2 separate regions of the Homo sapiens genome follow, and region 2 is linked to region 1. The links are chromatin loops, found by intact Hi-C in ENCODE. Cell type or tissue: B cell. All regions are shown on one strand. Links, peaks and the distances in the headings refer to the core of each region. The heading gives the core; the rest is flanking DNA. Region 1 overlaps MAD1L1 (mitotic arrest deficient 1 like 1). Region 2 overlaps MAD1L1 (mitotic arrest deficient 1 like 1).

What was found. Peaks named below come from ENCODE experiments on the same cell type or tissue, not always from the same donor. Only the 100,000 strongest peaks of a DNase experiment are listed, where the experiment ranks them.
Region 2: it touches region 1 in a loop (2.3-fold over the local background); 2 of 110 quality-filtered maps call a loop at or near these places.

The regions. Positions count from the first base shown.
Region 1 is chr7:2,065,772-2,077,933 of GRCh38, reverse strand. It overlaps MAD1L1 (mitotic arrest deficient 1 like 1), which reads left to right. Exons shown (of 19, transcript NM_001013836.2): 12 at 8,596-8,740. Among named protein-coding and RNA genes, the nearest start is that of SNORA114, 17 kb to the left of the region's middle. RefSeq lists enhancers at 3,965-4,465, 4,485-5,038, 5,576-5,725, 7,211-7,765, 7,766-8,321. In B cell, for the core only: no CTCF peak of the experiment used is centred there; DNase peaks (open chromatin) are centred at 5,733 and 6,493; H3K27ac peaks cover 987 bases.
Region 2 is chr7:1,920,667-1,932,828 of GRCh38, reverse strand. All of the region lies in intron 17 of MAD1L1 (mitotic arrest deficient 1 like 1), which reads left to right. Among named protein-coding and RNA genes, the nearest start is that of MIR4655, 82 kb to the right of the region's middle. RefSeq lists enhancers at 746-915, 1,169-2,117. In B cell, for the core only: no CTCF peak of the experiment used is centred there; DNase peaks (open chromatin) are centred at 4,288, 4,688, 5,778 and 6,728; H3K4me3 peaks cover 924 bases; H3K27ac peaks cover 3,153 bases.

The DNA.
Region 1 (12,162 bases), core at 2,353-10,352:
AAATTTTGCCTCTAGATCCAGGCTGCTGCGAGGCTCCCCGACGGGCGCCTGTGAACACAGCTCTGTGTACAGTTCTTGTGACTGGAGGACGAGCACGTGTGGTTTGGGAGGTTGTTCTGTCCAGCGATATCCTCTTTCAGAACCTGTGGGTGCTTCCGGAGCAGAGCAGGGCAGGCTGTCCACTGGGGCTGGAGCCTGTCCTCTGCTCCCTGCTAGCCTCCTGGATCCTTGTCTCCTGCTCCCGCGCGCCTCCTGCAGAACGGCACTGCTTTTTGTCTCGTGTACCTGCTCCAGGCCACCAGTTAGAGTTCACTGCTCCCCGCTGGGTCGCAGCCCTCCCAACCGCTGGCTCAGCCAAGCCCGTGCACTTGCTCTCTTCCTGAGAGACACATGGAACGTGTCACCTGTGTGGCAGTGCTGTTGCTTGGCCCGACTGGGGCGTCTCCCCCCAGCCCTATGGGGGTGCTCAAGGCATGGCCCTGGAGACCCTGGAGGTCAGTACAGTGGTGTCCTGGGGGACACGGTGGCTTCATGCTCATGACTCAGTCGCTCAAGGCTTGAATTTACTCATCTGTAAAATCGAGATGATTAAAAATCATACTTGTGGGTGGGTCTTGATCTATGTTCCTCAGATAGCTAAGAATAAAGGTGCTTTTAGAGATTTTGCCAAGGTTCGAATACAATTTTATTAGTATTTTCCTAGTTTCATGCCAGACGTCATCACTGAGGATCACCGTGCATGCGGCTGTGTTTACATCTTAACCCTTGAGGCCACTGGCAGGCTCACCGTGCTGCGAGCTCACCATGTCGTAACCATCTCGGGCTCACCATGCCGCGGGCTCACCAAGTCGTAACTCTGTCTTGGGCTCACCATGCCGCGGGCTCACCAAGTCGTAACTCTGTCTCGGGCTCACCGTGCCGTGAGCTCACTGTGTCATAACCGTCTCGGGCTCACCATGCTGCGGGCTCACCGTGCCGCGGGCTCACTGTGCCATAACTGTCTCGGGCTGACCATGCTGTGGGCTCACTATGTCGTAACCCTGTCTTGGGCTCACCGTGCCACAGGCTCACCATGTTGTAACCGTCTCAGGCTGACCGTGCTGCGGGCTCATCGTGTCGTAACCATCTCAGGCTCACTGTGCCGTGAGCTCACCATGTCGTAACCGTCTTGGGCTCACCATGTTGCGGGCTCACCAAGTCGTAACCCTGTCTCAGGGTCACCATGCCATGTGCTCGCTGTGTCATACCTGTGTCTCGGGCTCACTGTGCTGCAGGCTAACTGTGCTGTGGGCTCACTGTGTCATAACTGTGTTGGGGCAGTCATCAGCCCGGAAGCCTCGGTGTGACCCCATGCCCATGTGTGAACAGTGTGTCTGGGCGTTATGGGTTAGGAGACCGTCTGTGTTCGGGCTCACTTAACAAAGTACCATAGTCGGGGATCTGAACAGACGTCCGTTTCTCACAGCTGTGGAGCTGAGGAGTGCAGGATGGCAGTGCCGGGTCTGAGGAGGGCTCTCTTCCTGGTTTGCAGATGACCAGCCCCTGTCCTCACAGGGCAGAGGGAGAGGACTCGAGCTTTGTGCTGCTTACAACTTGCGCATCCCATTGGGAGCACTCCGCCCTCAGGACCGAATGCCCTCTCAGGGGCCCCCGTTTGGTCACCATCACATTGGGGATCTGGGTTTTCACAGGTGAACTTGGGACGACACAGGCATTCTGTGCACTGCCCAAAACGTGCTGGTTTTGCCCTGGGCCCGGGCGTGGCTGTGGAGGCGTCTTCATACCCTGTGGATCCACACTCCAGGCACCACTCAGCCTTGTGACTGGGGCGGGAACAGCCGCCTCATACCATCCCAAGGGTCGGATCAGGTCCCGGGAGCACACAACTGCTTCGCCTTAGACCCCAGCACCACCTGTCCTGGCCTCTCTCAGAGCCTGTCTCCCGCGGTGGCCACGCCGTGGGCTCCTGTGCTCCAGAGCCCCATGGTTTCTGGGGAGAGTCCAGTGATGCCTGTTTGTGCGATGCCTGCCCTTGCCTTGGCGGGTGCTCACAGTGGGCTGGGACTTGGGAGAAGGTAGACAAAGAGTGTGTGGGAGGAATGGGTCGTGCGTGGAAGAGCTGGCTCAGCAGTGTCTTGAGGAAGGTCGTTAAAATGTCTCCTGCCACTTTGGGATACATTGTGTCCTTTCGTTGTTCCTTGAAAGTCGGTATTCTTAGGCCGGGAGTTTCTGATGAAGATCACATTAAAGTGGCCGGCAGTGGCTGGTCACAGCGCAGATGGATGCTCAGAAGCTCAGAGCTTGTTCTTTGAGTAGAGGCTGGCTCAGAGAGCCATTGATTGATAAACATGCCTGGCTTCTCCTTGAGGAACTAAGAACTTCATTCTGAACTCCCAGAGGCTCACGGAAATGCCAGTGACCTCAGAGTTCAGTCCAAGCATGGAACTAGAGGCTTAATTTTTTGAGTTTTCTCTTCTGTACCTCAGAAGAAAGGCCGGGATTGAACAGAGAGAACATCCCCAACAGGGGAGAGCCCGCCGTCGCTGGTGCCGCTGTGGCTCAGCGTGCTGGGTCCCGGTGCCCTGCAGGGCCTGAGGGGTGGGAGGCAGAGGCCATCTTGCCGGAGCGCCTCTACCTGCACGCCTGGGTGGGCAGCACCACTTGTTGGCGGTGTCTGAAACGCTAGATGGGGGGCCTTTAGGCTGCACTCTGGGGCCGTCCACTTTGTGCCGGCCCTTCCTGCACCTCCAGGGCTTGGCTCCTAATTGCCACTTCCTCGGGTCTTCAGGACAGGGCTGCCTCTGCTGGACCTTCCCCTCCTCTCGAGACGCCGGCACCTCATGGACACATGCCAGCCTGCTCCTTGCCTTCCTGCCCCTCTGGCTCAGCCCGCTCTCCACGTCCCGTGCAGAGGCCGTTCCTGGTTTGCTCGTCCTCTTGTGACCTTGCCCATTGCTCCCGGTTGGCCCAACCTCGGGCCCACTGGGCTGACCACGAATGAGCACGCCAGCTGCCCATTGGAAGCGTCCCCGGCTCTGACACCGCCTGTCTCTGACACCACAGGCTGTCCCGCCACCCCTCCCCGAGGGCCCCCCCAGCCTCCGGTTTCCCCTCCAGTGTCAGGAGGCACCTGCTTGCTGGTTTGCTGATGGCCTGTCTTCTGCCCATTGTGGTTACTGAGTTGTTGCCTCGCAGCTCCACACTCCCTTCTCTGAGCCCTACTTTGCGGTGCCAGGGCTGCAGCCCACACCTGCGCTTCGCCAGGGAGTGCCTGTCCTGGGGGCGCTGGAGAGGGCCCGGGGTCAGCCTGCAGGCAAGTGGGGCAGCTCTTTAGCCGCTGGCCTTGCCCCCTCCCAGCAGCCTGCCAGCCTGCAGATTCCGTAGCGCCTAGAGGTGCCAGCTCCATGGGCTGCTGCCCTGTTCTCAGAGGCCTGGGTCCAGGCCCTCCAGGGTCCCCATGCAGACACCAGCATGGCCTCCCTCAGCAGCCTCAGTTCCTGTTCCATGGGGCCCATCTCTGAGTGTCTACATTTTAATGATGTCAGCCTCTGCCCCGTGTTCCCACAGCCCAAGGGCTGGGAGCTGCTTCCTGAAGTCACTGCGTCCTTGGCGCCTGAGGGTCTTCCTTCTGCTCTCGGTGACCTCAGTACCTGCACCCGCCGTGAGATTCTCTGCTCATGCCACACGCGTGGCTTCTTTGCTTGAGATTCCCACCCCAGTAGAATGGAGGCCCAGCGAGCCCAGGCTGGCTGCGGTGTTCCGTGCTGCCATCTCTGCTGCCTGGAACGGCATGTGGCCGTCCTCACCCACATCCCGTGTGCTGAACAGACTGGGTAGACTCGCCTGCCAGTCAGGTGTGAGTGGCAAACATCCCGGACATGGTTCTTGGCGAGCATTCCACAGTGTCGTCTCCTTGTCACGTCTTGGTGTTGGATTTTTACAGTCTAGTTCTGTTGTTCAGAAGATTTCAGTGTCAGCCATCAGGCCTTGGGGATGTGGCCCTGATGACGCGGGCCCGAGTGCTTGCACCTGGACGGTCCTGGAGTGGGTGTCTCTCTGCTGCCCACGCCGTCCCTCAGCCGGGAATGTGTGTTGCTCTGGTTCACTTCTCCCATCTCCGTTCATGATGTGGATTTCACTGCCAGGAAGGAGAGGTTTGCTTCACAACCTGGCGGATGAGCTTTTCCAGCCTGTGCTCAGCCCCACGCCCCTATGCCTCTGTCTACCCTCTGGGGTGCTGCAGAACACACGCTTCACGCTACATCCTGCAGCCACTGCATTTCCTCAGACCGGGTCTGTAAGGAAGCCCAGGTTCAGCTGCTCGATGCTTGACAGCCAGACACGAGAGGCGAGAGTGGCGGAGGAAGAGCAGGCGTATTCGGGGAGCCAGCGGATCGGGGAGATGGTGACCTACAGTCACAAAGACCATCTGAAGTCAGTACAGATCCCAGGCTCTAGTTATGCTAAGGGTAGGGGCAAGAGGAGGGGGTTGGGTCCAAGAGGTGACTGACGATCGTAGAGATCTGGGTGCCAGCAAGGGTCCGAGGGGTCGGGAACTGCTCTGTCCTTGGCCAGGCCACAGCACTCCTGCAGATCTTTAACAAAGCCTAGTTAGCTGTTTCCACACTTCCCCTTTGATCCCAGAGTGAGTTTTTGCATTATTACTCTTTGCTATTTTTGCATTATTATCTCAGTACTCTAAAAGCTAGGAGTAGGTAAAGACCCTTTAAGCAGTGGCGGAGGGATATGCTAGTTCTGCTGAGCCACTGTTACAGGCCGAGGGCCGGGCTTGGGGCGCCTCGGTGCCTGCCGTCCTGCCTCACCGAGGCGGCCTAGGCTGCAGAGAGTGGGATGTGGGCCTGAGGGAAGCAGCTCAGGCCACATCCAGTTCCTGGGACCCAGTCTTGGCCCCTGGCTCTATTGCACTGAGCCCTGGTCCTCAAGTGCCGGGAGCCTGGGCTCTGAAGCAAGACAGCCACTGTCCTGTGGGTGTGCGTTACTCACATCTGCTCTGCGTGGCGGGGGGACTCCAGCCCCACATGTGCCCCCACACAGATGTGAGCGCACCCTCACTCAGGATGCAGGGTGTGGGTTTGCTGGGCCCCCTTCAAGGCTGCCCAGCCATCCTGTGCTGAGCTGAGGGTGCTTCCCAGCGCAGCCCCTTACCCTTCTCTCTGGCCAGATGCCTGTGCTGTGCCTGTCACCTGAAAGACAGCACCTGTCACATTCTTGCCTTTGCACATTCTGGCTTTGAAGCAGAGTACAGGGAATGGTGGCGTTCTTCTAGTTAAATGACCACACGGAGCCGTGATTTAAAGCACTTGTGAACGTTCCCACCTGAATTCAGTGATTCAAGAGTAGATTTTACAGCCCTTGAGTATTAAATTGGCCCATGAGTAGTTTAAAATTGAACTGGGTCCCAAAGTAGCCTCATAATATGTGTTTCCCATGAGCTTTGTGCCTGCTTTTTATTTTGTCTTGCGTTTTTGGTTATGGAGCGCCTGGAGGGGGCAGGGGGGCCGCTGGCCAGTGCTGCACCTGGGGCCAGTGTCAGTGTAGGGCTTTCCGAGGCGGCTGATGGGATAGGAAAGACTCAGAACGGTTTCCTCTGCTCTCACGTCGCAGCAGTCAACACAGAAGACTCTGACCAGATGTGGGGTGTTTCCCCACCCACCAAGCAAGCAGTTGGTTCTGCCTGGGACACCAGCCGTTCAGCTCAGTCTCACTCAGTTCTGTTCTGACACTGTCTACCTGGAGGTGCTGTCAGACCCTGGGTGAGGGCTCAGTCCCCACCTTCTGGTGCTGGTCGCGAGCCGCAGGTGTGCTTCTGACCGGCCAGCTGTAAACTGGGGTTCCTACCACCCAGTTGGGATTCCCCTTGGGTTTGATAAATTTGCTGGAGTGTCTCACAGAACTCAAGGAAACGTATGTTCACCAGTTTATTATGAAGCTTACTGCGAAGGATGCAGATGAATGGATGCGCAGGGCGAGATGTGGGGGAAGGGTGCAGAGCGTCCGTGCCCTCCCCACCCTCCAGGAACAGTGGGAGCTCTCCCAGTTCCCGTGAGAAGCCTTTGGGTTTTGATGGAGGCCGCCACCCTCCGGGAAGAGTGGAAGCTCTCCTAGCTCTGGTGGAAAACCTTTGGGTTTTGATGGAGGCCACCACCCTCCAGGAACAGTGAAAGCGCTCCCTGCTCCGGTGAGAAACCTTTGGGTTTTGATGGAGGCCTTGTCAGGCGGACATAATTGACTCCGCCCCTGCTCATTGGTGAACCACTCAGCCTTCAGCCCCTCTCCTTCCCCAGCTTAGGGGTGGGGCTGAAGTCCCGAGCCTCTAGTCCGGCCTCGATCTTCCTGGTGTCCCGCCCCATCCTGCAGCTGCCCAGGGGCTGCAGCCACCGTCAGTCATTGGCACATGGAAGGCCTCAGTCGGGAAAGCCCGAGGGTTTTAGGAGCTGTGTTCTGGTAGATGGGTTGACGATCAGTTACATATTTCACAAGATCACACGCGGCTGAAATGAGACGCCCGCGTCCTGGACGCCAGTACATTGGCCCCAGTCTGTGGGCTTGTGTGGCTTCTGCTGGGGCCGGCTGAGGGTGGCCAGGTTGGGGTTCCCGCCATGCTTGGCTGGGTCAGGACCGCCACCAAGTCCCTTCTGACGTTCTGTGAGTGTTGGATTCACATTCACTTTCAACTTATCCTTTATTTCAAGACTTCTACTAAGTTACAGTTAAAAACCCCGTATTCACTTCACTCAAACATGAGTCCAGTGGAGACCACCGCCCAAGAAAGTGCCATCCCCCCAGCCCCGGGATGAAGCTTTCCCTTCCCCAAACCACCGCCCAAGAAAGCACCATCCACCAGCCCTGGGATGAAGCTTTCCCTTCCCCAAACCACCTCCCAAGAAAGCGCCATCCACCAGCCCTGGGATGAAGCTTTCCCTTCCCCAAACCACTGCCCAAGAAAGCACCATCCACCAGCCCCAGGATGAAGCTTTCCCTTCCCCAAACCACTGCCCAAGAAAGCGCCATCTGTCAGTCCAGGGATGAAACTTTTCCTCAAGTCATGCAACTAAGGCCGAGCAGAAGCAATCAATGGCTGGGAAGGTGTGAACGTGAGGGTGGAGGTCATGGCCCCATCCCACATTCCTGTTTCCAAGCAGCCTCCTGGCTCTCCCTGATGGTTGCCTCACAGGGCTGTGGTCCCTGTTAGCTTTTCTCTATCCCAGTGCTGTGTTTTATTTCCTTGAGATTTAGTTAAGATTTCCTTTGGAAAGAAGTTTGTGGTACTCAATAGAGTCGTGTGCAGCTCCCGTGTTCCAGCGCCGTTCCGCTCTGCGCCTGCCTGGGCTGTCTGAGTAGGGATGGGCCCTCCCTCCGCGGACTCGCACCCTCCCCGGTGTGGCCTCTCTTCTTTCCTGGCTGTGTCCTTTCCTGGGAGAGCTCTCGTACCTCACTGTGGAGTCCTGACTCTCCTCCTCTCGGGCGGCCTCTCATCTCTCCTGGCTGTGTCCCTTCCTGGGAGCACCTGTGTGCCCGGCTGTCCCATGTGGGAGGTGGAGTCCTGACTCACCCTCTCCCTGGGACAGCCTCTCCTCTCTGCGCCTCACTGTGCCCTTCCTGGGAGCCCCTCCCGTGAGGAGGTGGAGTCCTGGGGTTCCCGGAATCACAGAAAGCCGTTGCATCATGGGTGGGTTCTGCAGTCAGGGTCAGTGGACGCTGTCATTTGTCCGGTCCCAAGTCAGCTCCTGAAGGACAGAGAGAGAGGGGCAAGATCCAAACCCCTGAGGCCCGCTACTGCCAGGCCACGAACTCGGAAGCTCACCAAGAGTGGTTGGGAGCCACCAAAGGCTTAAAAATCGCATGACCCAGCCCCTCTCTGCTGTCTGAGGAGACAGCTTGGTGCCCAGTGGCAGAGGGGTCTAGTGAGAGCCGTTGGGAGGCTATTGTGGTAACGTAGGTGACAGGCAACGAGCACAGGGACTGAGGCAGTGGCTGTGGGGACCATGCAGGGAAAAGGGAGGTTTCAAAAGCAGAATTGAAAGGAACCATCAGCCACCCGAAGGGGCGGACAGGGAGAGGCCTCTTGGGCAGCCTGGAGTTGGCCCTGCCTCTGGCGTCGGCCCACAGGAGGCCTCTCGGGTTCCCAGTGCTTAGCGCCAGGCTGGGCTTTCAACCTCACAGAATGTTTTTAGAACAGGCCCCCCAACCAGGCGCCTGGCGCTTGCTTCCCCGCACCACGCTGCACATCTGCGGTGATTCAGAGGGGAAGCGCTGGCTCTGCAATCTCGCTCATTCAGAAGTCCCGTCTCCTGAAGGGCTGCGTCGCCGACAATTTTTCCCATTGTGTGTGGAGTTGAGCTCCCTTCCCCCTCCCTGCCGTGTTCTGGGATCACCCTGGGAGTCTATTTGAAATCCAGAAACTCCTGAAAGGCCTTAAGTAGCTATTCAGCAGTGCGGAAATGGCAGTGAGGGGGTTGCACGTGCAGCTCTATTTTAGGATGTCCTGGTGGGCTCGTTCCTGGGGTGGGGCGGGGCTTGGTGGGGTGGTCACCCCAGGCTTCATTGCTTTGCCCTCTTGTCTCTCCCATGCAGCGCCCGGGGGCTGGAGAAGGCCAGGCAGCAGCTGCAGGAGGAGCTCCGGCAGGTCAGCGGCCAGCTGTTGGAGGAGAGGAAGAAGCGCGAGACCCACGAGGCGCTGGCCCGGAGGCTCCAGAAACGGGTCCTGCTGCTCACCAAGGTGATGTATGCCCTTACATCTTGATCAGAGTCGCAGGGAGCTGCGGGTCAGTGCACACCTGGTTAGCTGGATCTCACTGTGGAGGCAGGAGTGCTGCAGCCGGGTCAGGGTTGGCACTTTGGCCCTGGGTTGCCAGGAGGGTTCTGGGAATGCCAGAGAGTGCTCAGCCCCGGTGCTCCCTGTGGGACTCTCTGGGCCTGCTGCGTGCCCCACCCTTTTCAGTTCCTCCAGCATCTCAGTGTCCACCCCTGGCCTGGTGCTGAGCTCTGGAGAGGGTTCCCTGTCACTGCGGACCCCCTGCAGGCTCCCACGTGCCTTGCAGTCAGCACCCTCATGCTTTCCCATCCAGTGATGCCATTTACACTGTGTGGGTCTTGGCCTGGGCTTGGGATGAAGGCTGTCACCTGCTTCCAGGTGTGCCCCACCTGTGGGTGGCTCCATGGCCCGACTCTAAGCCTCAGTGCCTGCGGGGGTTCTGATGCCTGGCACCGTGAGCAGAGGTCGCTGGAGCATGAAAGACGGTTTTTGTGAGTTCTGTTTAAAATGTTCCTTGGGCACTGAAATTTCAGAAGACAAGGCGGGAAAGAAGTCAATCTGTCCCCAGATGCTCTCTGGGCCAGGGCGGGTGTCCAGTTTGCTGGGCGGAGACTCCCCCTGCCTGCCTCCAGCTAGTGCTGAGTGGGCGGAGGGCTGTGCCACCCTGGCCCAGGATGCATGCTGCACCTGTCAAGTACTGGGAGTTGTGCCTCATGGATGTTTACCTGTTCTTGATCGTTTTTGATGAAAACCAAGCCTCTTTGCTGCTGGGACCTCTTGGTTGTGGAGCTTTTAGAAAATGAGTAACATTTCCGTTCCAAAGATGCTGTTTTACAGCTTCTCCAGCTCGCTCTGGGCGGCTCCATGCTGTCTCCTAAAGGAAAAGTTCACATGGGCCTAGGTCCCTCGGGCACTGACTGTGTGGGCACCCGGAACACAGGCTGAGCTGGCCCCTGCGCATAGCTCAGATGCTGACCCCAAAGCCCTGGCTTTGCAGGTGCACCCCAGACAGGGGACACTCCAAAATGTTCTCACATGGCTTTTCAGCCGGAGCTGTCTGCTGCCTCTGGCAGAGGGGACACCCAGCCCTGCTGCATGGTCAGGCACGGTACGTTTCTGTGGAGCAAGCTCTCGACCTTCCTCTGTGTTCCCTTCTCTTCCACACCGTGTCTGCTAGTGTGTGAGCTTCTAAGCAAGATGCGTGAGGTGCACGTGGCGTGGATGTGTGGGCACAGCCCTTGGAGGATTCGCTCTTCTAGCGGGGCCAGGCAGTGGCACCAGACCAGCACCTGCCACGCACCTCAACAGAGGTGGACGCCGTGGTGGTGCCGCAGAAGGGCTTTTCTCAGGAGGTGGCATTCCTGTGGGGACCCAAGAATTTCCCCTTTGCGAAAGTGTGTGTGGAGAACCACGGCGGAGGGAGAGAAGGCAGGTCATCACAAAGCGCTGCTGCAGTCACCTCGAGGCCTGGAGCGGGAGGAGACAGCGGCTTGGGCCCACAGGCCACAGCACGCGGGCTGACCACTGCGGTGGTTCGGGCTGACCACTGCGGGGGTTTGGGCTGACCACTGCGGGGGTTCAGGCAAGTGCAGCCCGACCCTGCCGCCGAGGAGAGGCCCGGGAAGCAGAGGGGGCGACACTGTGTTCTTTCAGAGTGGCGGGACACCTTAGCTCGGTGATCTTTGGGTGCGTGATGACGTGCTGTGGTCCCGTGATGCTGGAAGCTCAGAGCTTCCTGGGGGAGGAAGAGTGGGAGGGCTGGGCTGGGAGCTGGGCCTTTCTCTGGGATCTCAGATGTCCCTCATTCTCTCTGGGTCTCAGTTCTCCTTTCTGCTAAACTTTGGGCTCAGGCCTGATGACCCCGGGTGCCTGCGAACGTGGCCTGATGACCCCGGGTGCCTGCGAACGTGGCCTGATGACCCCGGGTGCCTGCGAACATGGCCTGATGACCCCGGGTGCCTGCGAACGTGGCCTGATGACCCCGGGTGCCTGCGAACGTGCTGTGTTCGGGTGGCACCCCCTTGAGTGCACCTTGTTGTTGGGCCCAGTCCCCGATTCTGGGTCGGGGCTGGGGAGTGACATCGGCCCACACCGGCCAGGCGGGCAGCACTTTGGGTTGGTCCTCCATGCGTGGCCTGGGTCTTGGCCTGGGCTACAAGTGTGGCCCCCACAGGAGGGCAGCCCCGCCCGGCCTCAGCTGAGGCTCATCCCTTGGGAACCTCCTGGTTTCTTAAGTGAGGCCAGCGGTTGGAAGCTGATGGGCAGAGTTCCCTTGACAGGTCACGTGTGGGCCTGAGTGTTCTTGTGTGCTGGGTCTGGCCTGCAGCCTGTGACCCACGCGACACTGGTGCTGCTGCCCACACCCTCTTAGTGCCAGGGCTCCCGGCCGTGATGAGGAGTTACATGCAGTCACTGGATGTCTGGTGTGGTTTTCATCCCTGTGGGGCTCCCTCATGGTCTAGTGGAGCCCCGCAGCCTTCTGGGAAGTCTGTGCCCGGCTTCCTTCCTGCCGTTGCTCTTTGATGGCCACCCCGGCCCGCTCAGGGCAGGAAGTTTCTGTTCTTCTCTGCTCTGCTTTGCAGGTGGAGAGCCTCTGGCACTTTCTGGCCCGCGCCAGCCTCACCCCGACCCTGCTGTGCTCGCGGGCCTGCTCTGTGTTAGCAAGAAGGTGGGTATTGATCGCCGGGCATGGACTGGTTGTTTATCCTGACGAAGGATTGATCCCAGTCGCCCGTGTAGCCCCAGGCCAGGGATGCAGGATCCGTCCAGCCAGCCGTGATGAAGCTGTTCACTCAGCCATCTGGAGGGAGCGGCGTGCCTGCTGCTCTGGGTCTGTGTGCCTTGGTGTCGGCCAGTGCCCACCTCAGCTCTGCATGGCAGCCCGCCCAGCTGGGGTGGTCGAGGAGCGCCTTCTCTCAAGGCGCACCCAGGAGGGCTGCGAGCCTCCGGCTGGTGGGGGCTCTGGGCCTCTGCTTCCCATTGGAGGCTCTCCTTGTGTGCTTGACATTTTAGTACACGGTGCTTGGAGTGTGTGGTTTTATTTCGAGACCTTTATTAAACGGCTCTAGTCTAAGGATTTAATTGTTACTGATAGCTAAGAGTATAATTACCTTGGTAAAATATCATGACTATTTTAAGCAGTTGAAAATTGGCTTCTGGAACTGGGTGAACACAAACCATTTTCCTGTTTGAAATGAGCCGTTTCTCCAGTGCCCCAAGCTTCCGCAGTATGGCTGCAGAGTCTTGTTTCTGGAATATCAGTGATACAAGCTAACTTTTAGCAAGAAACTTTTCAAATGACAGAAAAGCCTCCGCTTCCCACCCCTTGTTGTCTGCACTCCACCCTCCCGCCCTGTCTCACAGCAGATCAGTTACTGGAGGCCCCA
Region 2 (12,162 bases), core at 1,679-9,678, 140 kb after region 1:
GAACAACAGGAACATGGAAGGAGGGAACAGGGAAAAAGCAGATGATAACAGAAGTGCCTCAAGGACGTCTCCCTGAAGGAAGGACGCAGCTCCCTGCCTCCCGGGAGAGGCTCAGACTGGGCTGTCTGTGGTTGGGGATAGACCCGCACAGTGTGCGGCAGCATGAAGATTCAGGACACAGGACGAAAGGAAGACCCTGAGAACTTCAGAGAAGAAACACAGAGGTCACTTGTCAAAGGATCCGGGATCAGTCATCTAGCGTTTCCTAGCAGCAGCACCTCCGAGTTTCTAGCAGAGTGACCTGCATCTCGGGATCTCATAGCCCCCCAGCCCCACATCAGGTCTGAAGGAAGAAGTACGGGCATCTGCAGGGTTCAAGGCCTTAAAAACTTGACGGCCCCGCACCGTCTCTCAGGAAGCTGGCAGAGGATGCACTCCCAAAGGATGAGGGAGTAAACCAGGAAAGAGTGTGGCTGTGGCACGCAGAGCAGACCACAGGGGCTTCTGCCGCGGAAGCAGAGAAGGAGGCCTCAGGCCTGGGGAGCAGCCGGCAGGGGCCAGAACAGGCCAGAGGTTCTGGGATATAGAGCAGAGAAGGAAGCCTTAGGCCTGGGGAGCAGCTGGCAGGGGCCAGAACGGGCCAGAGTTTCTGGGATATAGAGCAGAGAAGGAAGCCCCCAGCCTGGGCAGCCTCCAGCGGGGGCTGGAACCCACCAGAGATTCTAGGACAGAACCTGGTGCGTTGGGTGTCATGATGCGGACCGGAGCTTTCCACACGTGTGTGCCAGGCGTGGGCTGCCATGGACGTTGGTCCCCAGGTCCCTGGGTCACTCTTTGGCAGCCTCCTCCTTCCCTGCGTGCCACACACATTTCTCAGGTTTTAGGTTTGCTGCCCCGCACAAAAAGACTGGGAAGCACCTGTGTAGACAGCTGGCAAAGAGGGATGGCTGCCAAGAGCCATGAGCACCTAGAAGGCTGAGTGCGTGGGAAGCAGGACGACCATTGGCTCTGGGGACAGCAGAGTTGCATGAGAAGCAGCAGAAGCAGCAGTGTCCTGCATTCTGAGCTGGCCCTGAGCAGCCTCACACAGTCGTAAGGGAGCTGAGGCCTGATCTGAACACAGCCCTGAGCCTCATATTAAGAAAGGGGACCAGGAGGAGGGAGACGCGTGTTGCAGGGTGGGAGGGAGGGAGAGCTGAAGCCTCGCTGTCTCTCGGGAAGTCAGCAGGACGTCCGAGCGCTCAAGTCCAGAAGGAGCCACAGAATGTGTATTCCAGAGAAATGCAGTTAATACCGACATGATCGGCTGAGAGGTGAACATGGTGGACTCTGGAGAGAAAGGAAGGAAATGAGAAGTGTGGAGACCGCTGTTCCCTGACACACCCCACAGAATTCCTGGGCTCTTAACTCATGTGCATGTAAATCTAAAGTTAAAAAGAGAAAAGTCCAGGTCACGCCGCTTGCTGCCAGAGAGGGCTGTCCCCTCCCCATTCTCCAGATGAGGAGCAAGGGTGTGCCCGCAGTGTCAGCAGACCCTTGACGTGGACCCCACGACGCGCCCTCGCTCCTGTGACCGTGCGTGGGGTGAGGAGTTGGGGGTGTTCCCGTGGTGTCAGCAGACCCTTGACGTGGACCCCACGACGCGCCCTCGCTCCTGTGACCGTGCGTGGGGTGAGGAGTTGGGGGTGTTCCCACAGCATCAGCAGACCCTTGACATGGACCCCATGATGCGCCCTCGCTCCTGTGACCGTGGGTGGGGTGAGGAGTTGGGGGTGTTCCCGTGGTGTCAGCAGACCCTTGACGTGGACCCCACGACGCGCCCTCGCTCCTGTGACCGTGGGTAGGCTGCCTGCACAGTCCCTGCAAAGGGTGAGATGGCAGGTGTGAGCCTGAGACAGAGACGGATGCTCCTCCCCGGCCTGGCTGGCCCTGAGCATGGGTTAGGGGTGGGTCTCCTGGGTCACGAGAGAGACCAGGGTAAGTTGTGAGGGCTTCAGGCCAGCAGGTCTGCAGATGGCAGGCCTGTCACTGGCTTAAGGGGGAGCCGCGTGGCCTGAGACAGCGCCCAGTGTCCCACCAGGAAGCAAGTCCCAGGGGAGTCCCCTCACACCCTGATCACCCAGCATCTCGGGGGTCAGCAGATGTCTCTTCCTGCTCTGGGGAATCAGGGCCCCCAAGGAACAAGGTGAAGGGGATGTGACGGTGGGACGAAGCAAGGGGACACGTGGCAGTGGGGTGGGCGAGGGGACGCAGCGGTGAGGTGGGGTGAGCGGACACGGTGGTGGGATGGGGTGAGGGGACGTGGCAGTGGGGACGGGGCGAGGGGACGTGGCAGTGGGGGATGGGGCGAGGGGACGTGGCAGTGGGGGATGGGGCGAGGGGACGTGGCAGTGGGGACGGGGCGAGGGGACGTGGCAGTGGGGACGGGGCGAGGGGACGTGGCACTGGGGGATGGGGCGAGGGGACGTGGCACTGGGGGATGGGGCGAGGGGACCTGGCACTGGGGACGGGGCGAGGGGACATGGCATTGGGGGATGGGGCGAGGTGACGTGGCATCGGGGACTGTGCGAGGGGACGTGGCAGTGGGGACGGGGCGAGGGGACGTGGCAGTGGGGACGGGGCGAGGGGACGTGGCAGTGTGGACGTGGTGGTGGGATGTGGCAGTAGGGGACGGGATGAGGGGTTGTGGCAGTGGGGACGGGATGAGGGGACGTGGCAGTGGGGGCAGGGCGAGGGGACGTGGCAGTGGGGACGGGGCGAGGGGACGTGGCAGTGTGGACGTGGTGGTGGGATGTGGCAGTAGGGGACGGGATGAGGGGTTGTGGCAGTGGGGACGGGATGAGGGGACGTGGCAGTGGGGACGGGGCGAGGGGACGTGGCAGTGGGGGACGGGGCGAGGGGACGTGGCAGTGTGGACGTGGTGGTGGGATGTGGCAGTAGGGGACGGGATGAGGGGTTGTGGCAGTGGGGACGGGATGAGGGGACGTGGCAGTGGGGACGGGGCAGGGGACGTGGCAGTGGGGACGGGGCGAGGGGACGTGGCAGTGGGGACGGGGCGAGGGGACGTGGCAGTGGGGACGGGGCGAGGGGACGTGGCAGTGGGGGATGGGCGAGGGGACGTGGCAGCGGGGCTGCAGAGTCAAGAGCTCCCTTTCGTGTTTGCCACGGCTTCCCCAAGGGCTGTCTCTGGTGTGGGCCCCAGACCTCCGGTCAGAGAAGACACAGAAACACATAAAGAGGCCCCTGCTCTCGGGGATCTGAGTCCCTGCTCGGAAGTTCAGGCAGGAACACCCTTGTGATTTTCCTGGTGTCTTTGACAAGGCAGTCACTAAACAACCCTTGCCATCGGCACGGGCCCTTGGCGGATAGGAGCCCCAAAGCCCGGCCTCCCGTGCTGGCTCTGACTCCTCACTCAGCCCCCCTGCCACGTCCAGGCTGGGCCAGGGAGATTGTTAATTGCAGCTTAATTAGGGAATGCATTAATATTAAAATAATCTTAGCAGCACATTGAAGGTGATCAAATTTGTCACTGCCTGTGTGGGCACAGCTGATCCTAGAGGTGTCTTTGGGGAGGAGGGAGGCAGGGGGAGGATGGAGGAGCGAGGAAGAGGGAGAAGAGATACCAGGGAGGAGAAGGGAGGAGGTGGAAGAAAAGAGGGGAGGCCCGGGAGGGGAGGAGGGAGGGGAAGATGGTTGGCCACAGAGTTGCTCTGCCTGGAATCCACCTGCTCGGCCTCAGGGAGGAGGGTGCCCTCGAGGGGAGGCCTGGTTTGGTGTCCCTGCCTGGGCTGAGGACGGGAGCAGTGACTGCCTTTCTGTTGCGTCCTGTGCACTGCTTCTGTCTGTATCGGCGCGTGTCCTCTGCAGTCTCAGGACTCACACTTTTCCTGCTTGGCTGGCGCTGGCCCCACAGGTGGCCTCAGTGAGGTGCCCTAATGGCTGCTCCGTGGACCACCAGGACAAGCACTGTGGAGAGCTACCCATTGGCCTGGCAGTGCCAAGCCAGCTGTGCCCTCCCACGGCCAGAAATCAGTGCCCAGCTCTCACGTGGCACAGGCCTGTGTTTACGTCATGCCCCCACCCCGTGCCACCTGGGCAGGGCCGCCACCTGCCCACGCCTCTGTTTGCTCAGTACAAACACCGTGCAATGCCGACAGCTGAGCGGTTCAAATGGGATGGGGGTGCAGGGGCTCCAGCCCTGTTCGGCAGTTAGTGGGAGTTGGAGAAGAAGGGCTGGCGTCTGAAGTGCAGGACCATGCCTGTTTGGCCCAGTCCTGTGCCAAGCTGAGATCGTCTGCCTGGGTCCTGCCATCTAGGGACCTGCAGGTCATGGGGAACAGTCTCAGGTGTGGCAGGAGTTCCGTCGTGGGCTCCTCTAGGGACCGGTGGGTCGTGGGGAGCAGTGTCAAGTGTGGCAATTCTGTCGTGGGCTCCTCTAGGGACTGGTGGGTGGTGGGGAGCAGTGTCTGGCGTGGCAGGAGTTCCGTCGTGGGCTCCTCTAGGGACCGGCGGGTCGTCGGGAGCAGTGTCAGGTGTGGCAGTTCTGTCGTGGGCTCCTCTAGGGACTGGCGGGTGGTGGGGAGCAGTGTCTGGCGTGGCAGGAGTTCCGTCGTGGGCTCCTTTAGGGACCGGCGGGTGGTGGGGAACAGTCTCAGGCGTGGCGGGAGTTCCGTCATGGGCTCCTCTAGGGACCGGCGGGTCGTGGGGAGCAGCAGCAGGTGTGGCAGGTGTTCCGTCGTGGGCTCCGACTGTAGTGCTGGAGACAGAAGTGATGTGACGTCAGCCAAGGCCTCGGGCACGAGCTGGTGGCTCTCCACTGTCTGGAGAAGTAGCTGCCCCCCACGTGCTGCTTGGTGCTGCCTATTTTTTAATTGAATTGTTAGTATTGAGTTTGGGGTGAATCCAAGTTGAGTATATAGCTGATAAATATCTTCTCCCAGCCCGTGACGAGCCTCTTCATTTTCTGACCCTGTGTTCCTCGGAGCAAATGCTTTTCATCTGGGTGCATGCTGATGATCAGGTTTTCTTTTATAGGGGTCAGATCCAGAAACTCTCTGCATAACTCCAGGCCAAACATATTTTTTCTTGTTTTCTACTAAAAGGTTTTAAGTTCACATTTAAATCTGTGACCCATTTTGAGTTAGTTTTTGCCCATGGTGTGAGCTTGAGTTCAAGCTACTTTTCTTTTTTGTTTTTATATGGATGTCCAATTGTGCCATTATTATTGAACTGACTGTCCTGCCACCATTGAATTATGTTTGCACCTTTGTCCAAAACCAGTTGGCCATGCGTTATGGGGGTCTCTTTCTACACCTTCTCTTCTGTTCCCTTGATCTAAGCGTCTGTTCCTTTGCTGTTAATAACACCCCACGGTATTGATTACTGTAGCTTCGTAGTAAGTCTCGAAATCAGCAGCACAATCCCCCACTTTATGGACAAGATTTACATTCAGCTTGTCTTTACCTGCAAAACGCCTGCTCAGATTTTTAGAGGAATTACTGCATCTGTCAGTCAGTCTGGGGAGCATCTACATCTTGGTTGCAGTGAGTCTTCCGATACATGAACACAATGTAGCTCTCCATTTATTTACGTTCTTCTTATTTTCTTTCATCCACATTTTGTGGTTTTCACCGTACCCACCCACCCCTTTTTTGTTAGAAATACACATGGTTTTGTTGGTTTTATTGTTAGTGTTGGAGCTATGTAATTATTTGTAGGCTTGTTTTTATGGGTCCCAGGTGTTCAGTGCGTGTGTGTAGATGTATGACGGATGTTTATGCTGGCTTTGTAACCCATGACCTTGCTGAACTCACTTCTTACATCTGGGTTAGTTGCTGTTTTGATTTTGTTTTCTAATCCTTTGCAGTCATAGCACCTGTGAATAGGGACAGTTTTGCTTATTTTGTTAAGATCCATATGTCTTCTATTTTGTTTTCTTGCTGTGTTGCCCTGTCTAGGACCTTAGTATGGTGCTGAGTAGGAGATGGGGCAACAGAGATCCTGGCCTTTCTCCTCACCTTGCAGGGAGAGCAGTCCATCCTCCTCCATGAGGCGTGCTGCTAGCTGCAGTTTATTTGTGGTTTTTCCTTATCAAGCTGAAAACGCTCTTTCCATTCTTAGTTTGCTGAGAGTGTTTATCATGTAGGATGTTGGCGTCTGTCAGATGCTTTTCCTGCATCAATTGATGGGATCGTATGTTTTTTTTCCCTTACACCGTTAGTGTGATTGACAGTGTGTCATTGTGATTTTTTTGGGAAGTTTCCAACGTTGAGCCAACTCTGCATTCCTGGAATAAACCCCCCCCTTGGTTATGGCATAGTATTTTTACATGTTGCTGAGTTCATCTTGCTGACATCGTCAGTAATCTTCACGTCTGTGTTCATATTGGTCTGTAGCTTTCTTGTACTGCCCTTGTCTGGTTGTAGTATACACGTAATGAATGAAGTGAATTGGAAGTATTCCCCCTTTTATGTCCTAGAGGAGATTATATAGAATTGGTGTTACTTCTTTAAATGTTTTGTAGAATTTGCTGGTGAAACCATCTGGGCCTAGGGATTGTGGTTGTGGCAGGTTCTAATCATTACAGGAATAGTGAGTTCTTTCATCTCAGCTGAATGTTGGTAGAATGTAGGTTTTGGGGTTTTTTTTATTGTGAGGAACTGGTTCATTATATCTGTGATCAAATGTATGAGCAGTGAATTGTCTGTGCTCTTGCCTCGCTGATTTTATCGTGCCTGCTGGGTTCGTAGCGGTACTCCTTCCTTCCTGATACTGGTCGTTTATGTCTTTTTTTTTCTTTTTTCTTTTTTTGTCTGTTAGCCTTTCTGGAGATGTATAAATTTCACTGATCTCCTTAGAGACCTAGTTTTTGGTTTCATTGATATTTTGCTGTTGTAGTTTTGTGTTTCCTTCCTTCTGCCTGCTTTAGTTTTAGTTTGCTCTCCTTTTTTTCTGGCCTCTTCAGGTGGAAGATTAGATTGCATATTTGAGATCTTTTCTGCTTTCCAACGTAAGCGTTCCGTGTTAGAAATTTGCATCTGAGTGCTGCATTAGCAGCATTTCACACATTTTGATAATGTTGTATTTTTATGTGTGTTCAGTTCAAAACATTTTCAAATTTCCATTAAGATGTACCATAGTTTGAACGTGGCCTCCAAAGTCCACGTGTTGGAAACTTCATCCCAGAGTGATGGTGTTGGGAGGTGGGGCCTCCTGGGAGGCGTTGAGGTCACGTGGGCTCCACCTTGGTGAGTGGATTCGTGCTGTTGTAAAAGGGGCTTCTGTTAGTTGGCTCTCTGTATCTGCCCTCCTGCCGTCCACCATGTGATGGCGCCTCAGGAAAGCCCTTGCCAGAAGCTGGTGCCTTGATCTCGGACTTGCCAGCCTCCAGAACTGTGAGCCTATAAACTTCGGGTCGTTATAAATTAATCTCAGGTATTCTGTGATAGCGCCGCCAATAGACTAGGATGCCTGCTGTGATCCATACAGATTTAGAAGGATGCTTTTTAATTTCAAAGTGTCTCTCCCTGATTTTCTGGGTAATTTCTGTTCAATTTCATTATGTTGAGGGAACGCACTTTCTACGATTCACTTTCTTTGCAATTTAAAGTTTATTTGGTAGCTGATAATTTGATAACCTCAAAATGTCCCATGTGCACCTGATAGGTATGTGTGTTCTGCCGATTAATAGATGTGTTTTGGCCATTTATAGTTAATGTAATTTTTTATGCATTTGGATTTAGGTACATTTTATGATTAGTTTTCTGTTTGTCCTCCATTTTTTATTCCCGTTTTCTCTTTCCTACCTATTTCAGGTTATTTGGCCTTTTTTATACTCCATTTTGATGTATCTATGTCTTTATTATATCTATTTGTATACTTTTAAAGTGATTTTTCTGTGGTTTACAATGTGCAAGCTTAACATTTCACGGTGCACTTATAATTCATATTTTATCATTTCAGGTGGAAACGTCAGGATTTCACCACGACGTAGGCTTCTCCCTGCCTCCCTTTATGTTGTAGTAGTCCTATGTACTTACTCTCTATATGTGGAAAACCCCACCAAGAAATATTACAATTCTTGCTCTTAACTGTCATGCCTATTTTATAAAACATAAGAGGCAAAAAGTAGTTTGTGGTTTTGCCTCTTCCTTCTTTCCTGGCGTTCCTGGGTTCCCCTGGGATCATTTCTGGTTTGGCAGGACTTCCTTCGGGGCTTCTTTAGAGTAGGTTCTCTCAGCGTTTGCTTGCCCAGCAGTGTCCTCACCCCACCTCGTTACTGAAGGATACCATTGCTGGATGTGGGGTTCTGGGAGAGTGGTTCTTGTCTCCTAGCACTTTAAAAATCGACACTGTTTCCCCATCTTCTGGCTTCTGTGGTTTCTGATGAGCAACCTGCAGTCACTCAAAGAAATCTCCCCTTTCCCCTCCGTGCAGATGAGAGAGGCTTTCAGACACTCCAAGTGTGGTGGTGTTTTAAGTTAAAGGACGGGAAGGAATTCATGTGCCCACATTGTCTGCTGGGTTCCAGCGTGTGTGGGTGTAATGCCTGCCACCCTGCCGCGAGAAGGACTCCTGTGGTGATGTGCTTTCTACACCAAGCTTAGTGGCACGGCATCATCTCTAAGATACTGTGAAAAGTTAAGTCTGTGTTTTCCAATCACTTGCTTCTTGGAGCGTCTTTAAAATCTCACTCGATAATTCCAGCATCTCCGTCATCTTGGCGCCTGTTGGTCGTGTTTTCCCTGGCAGGTTTCTGTTTTCCCGGTTCTTTTCATGCTGCTTAATTTTAGATTGCATTCTGGATGTTTTGAATATCCCGAGATTCTAGGTCTTTCTTAAGTTCTCTGGAGAATGTAAATTTCTGTTGGTTTCAGCATTTCCTGATGGCACTTCCATTTCAGGCTCTTTGCCGAGTTTCCCAGGCCATTGAACCTTGTGTCCTCCACAGTCCTGGCTGGGTCCTGGTGTGGTCTAGCTCAGAGTCCAACTCTCACACCTGTGGGGTGCTGATTAGGGTCAGAGCCCCATGCCCAGCTTAGAGGGCACCTTCCAGAGCCACTCTGAGCACCCAGCACTTCCCAGGTGACCCAGGGTTCCCTTCACTGCCTTCTGGCCACAGAGCCAGGCAAGGCTTGCCCACTGTGCTGTGCAGTCAGTCCCACGGCCACAGCCGCCTTCACGGCCAACGCCAGCCACAGCGTTGGAACAGGGCAGGACATGCCCCACGCACCCTGTCTGGAGGGAGGGGCCCACTCTTGGGCTCTAGGCGTCTGTCCAGCTGTGGCTGTACCTCCGCAGGATTGCCCGGGTGCCGGGGCGGAAGAGCGCGGGGTTGCCCGGCTGCCGGGGCGGAAGAGCGCGGGGGTGCCAGGGTGCCGGGGCGGAAGAGCGCAGGATTGCCTGGGTGTCAGGGTAGAAGAGGATGGAGACAGACAGAATTTCCCACACTGCCTCTCAGGCTTCTCTTGACAAGCTGTGTGCGTCTTGTGCTCACTCCCAGGTTTTAGGGGTCCCCAAGTCCAGACTGGGTAGCACCAGGGCAAACACCCAACCAGTGACAGAAACTCCAGCAAGCTTCAACCACAGACTGCAGAACTCACCCAGTATGAAATAGATCGTCTCATTAATCCTAGAACCATTAAATAACTGAATCCACAATCAAAAAGCTTCCAAAAAAGGATATCTCCAGGCCCAGATGGTTTTCTGGTGAATTCTACCAAACACTTAAAGAAAACTTAGCACCAATTTGCCAAAACTCTCCAAGAAAACAGAAGAGGGAGCACTTCCCAACTCACTCTGTGAAGCAAGCATTTACCCCAACTTCAAAACCAGTGGCAAAACTGAAGAACACTGCGGGGCTATTTTCTGTTTTCTGAGAGTGCAAGGCTGGGTTGGTGTCGAGCGTCAGCTGGTACAATCCATCGCGTCAGCTCGCCAAAAGGAAAAATTACATGGCCAAACCAACGGATGCACAAATGCAGTCAGCGAGGCCCAACACACGTTCATGGGGAAACTCGGCAAACCAGGAGAAGCCGAGAACCCCCAAGTTTGCCAAAGAGCATCTGCAGAAACCGTGCAGCTCACCGCAGACCTGGCTGGTGAGGGACTGGGAAACGCCGACTCAGGCAGAGGCCTTCCCTCTCACCGCCTTGGTCCATGTCCCAGAGCCCCAGATGGGCAGCAGGGTGAGGAGGTCGAAGGCACACGGACTGGAAAGGCAGGACCGACCCTTTTCCTCTTCACAGGTGGCGTGATTATGTCGAAAATCACAAGATAAAAACGAGTCGAGCGAGTTCACCCGGGATTTCTGTGTGTGGCTCTTGTATCCTGCAACCTTGCTGAGCTCACTTTATGAGAAATATGTCCGTGTGTCTGTGTAGTTCTGTAAATATTACACAATAGCAGTGCACATGTGGAAACCGAAATTAAAAACATGCCGTTTCTGTTCACTCTTCTGAAGATGAAATCTGCAGGCATCACTAACACCACAGCACGCCGACAACGGCAAGCTGCTGAGGCGAGGCGTGGGAGGTCTGTGTGAATGGAGACTCTGCCTTCGTGGCTCGTGGGGTGCAGCGCAGTAAAGACGCGGCGCGGCCAGGTCCAGCTGCATGTCTCTCGCAGCTGGAAGCAGGGCGCTCGCCGCTGGGCTGGTGATGCTAGTGGTTCTGGGTTCCGACCTCAGCCCGCCTGCAGCCTGTGGCTCTCCAGGTCTGTAGTCGGCTGCTGGCTGCACTCCCTCCATCGTCAGAGCTGCCTCAGGGAGAGACAGGGCTGATTGGTTTCTTCATCTTTCCCAGAACCTGAACCCCTCGTCTTCAGGTTCTCTCTTATCTGTTAATTCCGTTGCTTTTAAGCTTAGTAAGTACTTTAGTGATTTGATAAATAATTCTATTTTCTTCTGGGCTCTTTGAGCTTATTTTTATATTTAAAGATTTAATCTACTTGAAACTTATTTTGGTGTATGGTATGAGGTCGAGATCTAAATTGATTTTTTTTCCAGATCACTAAACAATTGCCCTAGGGCCATTTATCTCAGAATCCTTCCTTCCCCGTAGATTTATACCTTCATCTTTATTAAAACTTAGGCAAAATCGGGTCTGTATTCAGATCTTTTGTTTTTTTTAATTTCATTTATCCTTTTTTTTGACTTAAAGGTTTTCTTACCTGTTTATTATTCTAAGTTAATTTTAGAATTACTTTGTCACGGCCAGGCGCGGTGGCTCATGCCTGTAATCCCAGCACTGAGGCTGAGGCGGGTGGATCACCTGAGGTCGGGAGTTCAAGACCAGCCTGGCCAACAAGGTGAAACCCTGTCTCTACTAAAAACACAAAACGCCAGGCGTGGCGGGAGGGTGTCTGTAGTCCCAGCTACAGGTACTATAGATGCTGAGGTGGGAGAATCGCCTGAACCTGGGGGATGGAGGTTGCAGTAAGCCAAAATCACACCATTGCACTCCAGCCTGGGCAACAGAGATAGACCCTGTCTCCAAAAAGAAAAAAAAAAAAAGAATTAGTCAAATTCAAAAAAAAGGTATCAAGGTTTTATTTTTTACTGAAATTACACTGAAGTTATAGGTTAATCTAGTGGAAGAATCTTTGGCTTTCCAGCGTCTGTGTCTGAGCAGGGAAGGGCGCCTCAGGGCCGCCTCCCTCACCGATACCACGTCTCAGACCCGCAGCGTGCCGGGGTTCCCTTTGCAGGCTCCGGTCCAGGCAGGAGTGTGTCATCTGGGCTGCCATCTGCTGGGCAGGGGTCCTGAGTCCCCACTGCTGGCTCCAGGCCGCCTCTCCGCCCTCTTCCCACCTCCCCACCCTCTCTTTGGGTTGCCTGTCTCGTCGTCTCCAGGGCTCAGAGCCGAGCTTTGCAGGAGGAGCAGGGAACATGAATCTGCACCCTTTTCTGTCTGGACCGGATGTCCCGTGAATCTTTTTTATTCAGTCAATGAAGATTAGGGTTTTTTGCTGTCGGTTTTTAAATGGATACACAGTGTTCGTGCATCGTTATGGGGTGTAGGTGATGTTGTCTTGCATGCCCAGAATGGGCAGTGGCCACACAGGGGTATTTGGGGTATCCGTCACCTCATGGACTGGTCATTTCTAAGTGTTGGGAAGACCTCCTGTCCTCTCTTCTCACTGTTTTAAAGTAGACAGCACATG